2 separate regions of the Homo sapiens genome follow, and region 1 is linked to region 2. A link is a loop called in an ENCODE intact Hi-C map of the cell type or tissue named here. Cell type or tissue: IMR-90. All regions are shown on one strand. Links, peaks and the distances in the headings refer to the core of each region. The heading gives the core; the rest is flanking DNA. Region 1 overlaps CASC15 (cancer susceptibility 15). Region 2 overlaps CASC15 (cancer susceptibility 15).

What was found. A loop is a pair of places that touch in the nucleus more often than their neighbours do. Peaks named below come from ENCODE experiments on the same cell type or tissue, not always from the same donor. Only the 100,000 strongest peaks of a DNase experiment are listed, where the experiment ranks them.
Region 1: it touches region 2 in a loop (2.5-fold over the local background); 2 of 110 quality-filtered maps call a loop at or near these places.

The regions. Positions count from the first base shown.
Region 1 is chr6:22,135,856-22,138,780 of GRCh38, reverse strand. The region is part of intron 9 of CASC15 (cancer susceptibility 15); the gene reads right to left. It overlaps NBAT1 (neuroblastoma associated transcript 1), which reads left to right. Exons shown (of 3, transcript NR_034143.1): 3 at 2,112-2,925. Among named protein-coding and RNA genes, the nearest start is that of NBAT1, 9.9 kb to the left of the region's middle. In IMR-90, for the core only: no CTCF peak of the experiment used is centred there; no DNase peak of the experiment used is centred there.
Region 2 is chr6:22,078,813-22,081,737 of GRCh38, reverse strand. All of the region lies in intron 8 of CASC15 (cancer susceptibility 15), which reads right to left. Among named protein-coding and RNA genes, the nearest start is that of NBAT1, 67 kb to the left of the region's middle. In IMR-90, for the core only: no CTCF peak of the experiment used is centred there; a DNase peak (open chromatin) is centred at 1,757.

The sequences.
Region 1 (2,925 bases), core at 327-2,826, 57 kb before region 2:
AGACTATGCAGTTTTTCTCTTAGATCAAAAGAAATAAAATAAAAATTGGAACAGTGGGCTTCATTTTCTCAAAATCTGGGCCCAGTTTTGGCCCAGCCTTTCTCTGTGCATGTTCCTTCACCATCCTGACCTCAGCGCCATCTTCTGTAAAATAGAAGAGGTCTCTGAGTGTCTAGGCTCTCTGCCCATATGTCAGAAAGGAGGCATGTTTTTTGGCTTTTGAAGATCCCCTGCTTTCAACAAGTAAGCTATCCAAGCAGCGTATGATCCTGGAGATCCACAAGTCATATTGTATCTTAGTTTCTCTCATTCTTAAAAGCTTCATGGCAAAGACCCTAGTGCAACAATATTGTCTCAGTCTCAAATCCCTTTCTGGGCATCAGGCAGAGGGCTCTCAAGCCAAGACCCTGGGCTTCAGTAGCAGTGGGAATGCAGCACTTCAATGAGCCTGAAAAAAAAAGCCACAGCTATATGATGCACACATAGTACAGACATAGTGATGTGGAGATGGACTGGTGCCTTTTGATGTTTGCAAAATATACCTAGGTAGCAAATTGTTACATAATTAAGTGCCCAATGGCATTTGATATGAACAAAAGTTGTAAACATTAGCTTATTGTAACCAATAAAATAGAGATTCTAAAATGCAATTAGCACAAATGACCACATCTCCATTCAAGTAGCAAGGCAGACTTTTAGAGGAAACCTTAAAATAATTAAAGTGGCCACGTTCAGGATGCCAAATGCATACAGATATATCACTGGCTGCTAAAGCAGTAAAGCTTTCTCAGGCAAAGAGGAGGCACGCTTATGCCCAAGGTTAGATTGAGTGTCTTATTGAAGTACAGCACCCCCTCCGCCCCCACTGCATTTGATGGCCTTTTCTGCAGGTTCCTCCAAGATCAGTGCTATAGTATTATGGTGTCTATAGGATGTAGGTATATGGAAGGGAGGAAAAGGACGGCAGAACTGGAAAGAAAAGATGTTCATTTTTTACTCCATTAGACTCAATGCATGCTTTATGTAGAATTCATCCCATAAGGTCAAAAATCTAATTAGGCTTTATTTTAAAAGCTCTGAAACATGCAATAAATCACATGTGATTTTTTTCATATGAGCTGTGACTCAATGATTGAATTTATGTTCATGAAAATAGTTCAGCTTACATTAAACACTGGTTCCTGATACTCCCTTTCCCAAAACACACAAACACACACACACTCACTCACTCACAGTTTATATATAAATAGATATGTGTATGTTTTATTGAGATTATAAAGTTATAAAGTATATCTAACTGTACAAGTATGCAAAATTATACATATAGAAGATAGTATCTGCATAGATAACTTATCTTAATAGAGTTGGCTTAATTTTTGATACTCTGTATTCAAGGACAAAGATTTGTTATTACTGAGGATACTGAAAAGAATCTCTTTTTTCAGAATCTAAGGAAAATTTAAAAATAATTATTCAAATATGTTGATGTAGTGACATAAATGTAGCACCTCTTCATATGACTTCTTTGAAAGGAGAAACTTTTGTTTATACGAGTATACTAAAAAGGCCAAAATGATCTTAATACTTTTAGGTTACTGAGGCTGCAAAAAGACGTATTGATCAGTAAGCGGATTATCAGGTGTAGTTAAATGTAAAGTGTAAAACCCTGGGAAAAGAGTAAATCTACTAATACTGGACAATTAGTACTACATGTTAGGTACTGCTCTGAGCACTTCGCATTTACTGAGTTAGGCACTATTTCAATCTCCATTTTATAGATGAGAAAAGTGCAGCAACAGAGAAGTTCAATAACCACGAAGGCCACACAGCTAACACATGGGAGAGCCAGGCTGCATATTCAGGTAGTGAGGCTCCACAATTCTTGCCCCAGAGTCCATTACTCTGCCTTGTATCTCTTCCTTCTTTTTCTCTTCTCCCACCTGACCCCTAACACCCAAAACCATATCAAAGGCAGATCCCTCTCTTGAATCTGCTCAGGCCTCATAGTTAGTGTCCATGATACAGAACCAGGCTTTCTAAAGGAGTTTTAGAAACATTTTATCTAATTGTTATAACAACTCTGCCAGTGTGCTGTTATTCTCCTTTGACAGATGAAGAAACTGAAACCCACAGAGATGAAGTAACATCCTCAAGATCAAAAGGTAACAAACGATTGAGGCAGGATTTGGATATTGCTCTACATGACGGGAAAGCCTGTGCTCTTGGAATTACAGTCATAGTACAACAGATCAAGTTCAAAGCATCATCTAAGTCAAGGAAAACCAGTAAAGAGGTTTGGAGAGACAAACAGGGTCAACTCCAGGCATTTGGGTCAGCAGAAACGGCACGATTGAGCAGCACTGTGACTATAGGATCATGGATCAGAGGCTGCTTCCTCTTTGGTTCTGGGCATCAGCCTCATGTCCACTCAAAGTAAGTGGCCCCTCTGATTGGAATCGGAGGTGCCTGGGTCATCTCACAGAGCCAAACAAATACAATTAGCTATTGCAAAGCCTTTTGGGAATTATTCCCAGTGTAAATAAACACATAACCATATAGCAAGAGCCTTGATAAAGTCCAAAAACATGCAAACTTGGAGTATCTAAGAGAAAAGACCACAATGTAAATGAAAAACCAAATAAACTCGGGCAAACCATAGGATAGGGCCCTGTCTGTGATGGCCTGCATATGATGAGCCATAGAAAAAGGATGGTGAATTCTGGATAATAAGAAATGTCAATGAGATGCAAGAACCACCTGTTTTATGTAAAGCTCCAAATAACCAGATCACAGTGGACAGCCACTCAAATAATGCCTTCATAATACAGAGTATTATTGAGAATAACTCAGTTCACAGAGAGCTTAAGGCAGCCAATATTTGATAGCCTGTCAGAAAAAAACAGAACAGTAATTATAGAAAAGAAT
Region 2 (2,925 bases), core at 210-2,709:
AGTGTCTGGCAAAGTGAGGAAAGGTGCTGCTGCTTTTACTGCTGTTACAGGCCGTTGGAGTAGCCCTGCTGTAGTGCTACAAGTTTCTCAAAAATTTTAGTCAAATGGCTCTGTAGCATTTTATTTATTTTATTTATGCCCTGCTGTTTGCCAACTCTCAAACTCTATGTTGTCTTATATTTTAATTTCTTTTTCCTTTTTTTTTTTTTTTTTTTTTTTTTTTGGAGACAGGTTCTCACTCTGTCACCCAGGCTGGAGTACAGCGGTATGATCATGGCTCACTGCAGCCTCGACCTCCAAGGCTCAAGCTATCCTCCCACCTCAGCCTCCCATGTAGCTAGGATTACAGGCACATGCCACCACGCCTGGCTAATTTTTTTAAAAAGTTTTTTTGTAGAGACTGGGCATGGTGGCTCATGCCAGTAGTCCCAGCATTTTGGGAGGCTGAGGTGGGAGGATCACTTGAGCCCAGGAGTTCCAGACCAGCCTGGGTAACATTATGAGACCCTGTCTCCACAGAAAAAATTAATTTTTAAAAAAATTATTTGGGCATGGTGGCATGTGCCTGTAGTCTGGGCTACTTGTGAGCCTTGACGGGAGGATTGCCTGAGCCCAGGAAGTCTAGGTGGCAGTGAGACATGATCGTGCCACTGCACTCCAACCTGGGTGACAGAGCAAGAACCTTTCTCAAAGAATAGAAAAAAGAATTTAATTTCTTAGAATTTCAATTCTATTAAAAATCATTTAACATATAGGTGTTTTGCAGTTTATATAAACAGTTTCTTATGCAAATTCCAGATAATTCTGTATTGGGGGGATCAGTTATAGATTAGTAAATGTACACATATGTATTTAAATTGTGCAAAATGAATATTACTAAGCTTTATTTGCAGGTTGGGCCTTCAGTGGCCACCACCTCTGAGTCCTGTTTCACATTGAAAACAACCGATAGAGCACACAGAAGATTCTCCCTGAAGGGGGAGAAGGTGCAATCCGTGCAGTTCTAAAGTCTTGCCAAATGACTCTAGAGCCAGTTATTGAGCTGGGGGTGAGGGTGAGAGAATCACTAGTGAGCTGATTTTGCAATTTTTATATTTGTAACCAGTTACCTAGTAAGCACATGAGAAATTTAGGCCAGGCACGGTAGCTCACGCCTATAATCCCAGCACTTTGGGAGGCCGAGGCAGGTGGATCACCTGAGGTCACAAGTTTGAGATCAGCTTGGCCAACATGGTGAAACCCCGTCTCTACTAAAAATACAAAAAAATTAGCCGGGCATGGTGGGCACCTGTAATCCCAGCTCCTTGGGAAGCTGAGGCAGGAAAATTGCTTGAACCCAGGAGGTGGAGGTTGCAGTGAGCCAAGATCATACCATTGCACTCCAGCCTGGGTGGCAGAGTGAAACTCCATCTCAAAAAAAAAAAAAAAAAAAAAAAGAAACTTAAACAAAGACAAGAAAAGAAAACTCTATTGAATATTAGAAGTCCTCCTTATATCATACTTTGCTGTTCATCATTGTTGAGTAACTGGAAGACAGCAATAATAATAATCTCAGTGCTTGTAAAGTGGTCCATACCTGTAATCTCTTTCAAAGAAAAAGTAAATTAGTTTCACAAATTAGCTTAAAGATTATTGCTGGGTTATTAGTGTTGCTACTGTTTTTACAAAAGGCCATTCATCAGGGAAGGCCAAATTCTGAGCCTTCTCCAATCCTGTAGATCTCTGCCAAGAGCCACATGTGGCCACGGAGTGAGGGTTTGACATGTGACTAGTCTACATTGCAAAATACACACCAGAATTCAGACTTCGTACAAGATATGGAATGTAAAATATCTCGGTAATTTTATATTGATGACGTACTGAAATATTTTGGTTTAAACGAAACATTATTAAAATTAATTTCCCTTGTTTCTTTTTGCATTTTTTATGTGGCTCCTAGAAGTTTTAAACTTCTTGATATGGTTTGCACTTGAGACCCATGTTACATTTCTCTTGGACTGCACTGGGCTAGCCCAGTCAGAGAAAAAAGTAGAGAAGAGTAAGCAGAACTCACAACAATCATTACAGGGAACACAGTCCTTGTCCTGGATATTCCATTCCTCAAAGTGATATGGGAACTTTGATATGAAGAAACTATGAATGGCTAACTTTCTTTCTAATAGACAAGTCTTTTAAAAGCATCAACTTATTAAATTACATCTACGGCTTTGAGGTGGTAACAGATGAATTGTGTAAATAGGGCATTACACATAAAAATTATCAATAGATGGTAGACTGTTTGGGGTGTGTTTTGGCTGACAAGTGATACAGACAAAATAATTACGCACTCATAGCCACAATTCAAAACCACTTGGCAAATGGTCTAGTTTAGTGGTTGGCAAACTGTGGCATGGGAACCAAATCCAGCCTGACACCTGTTTTATAAAAAATAAAGTTTTATTGGAACACAGCCGTAGCCTTTCACTTCCATATTGTCTATGGCTGCTTCTGTACTAAAATAGCAGAGTTGAGTAGTTGTGAAAGAGATCATATAGCCTGTAAAGCCTAAAATATTTACTATCTGGACCTTTACATAAAAAGGTTTCTGATGCCTGGTCCATGGTTAACACTAAAGTAAGAGTGGTTCTTTTAAGTCGGATCACGTCTTTGCTCTGCTCAAACTTCGTGACTGTCTTCCCAGCTTAGAGTGAACAAGGAAAAACAGTCAGACCTCATAGCAATCAGCTTCTGGCGCTTCCTGCCCTGCCCCAGGGGGTCTCCTTGCTGGTCCTAGAATATGCCAAACAAGCACGTACTTCAAAGTCTTTCTCCTTATGGCTCCCAGGTCCCCTCCTTCACCTCCTTCAGGTCCTTGTGCAAGTATCAGTGATTGCTGTATACAAAATAGCTGCCTCCTCCCCTTTGCTGCTTTGTATTTCTCTGTAG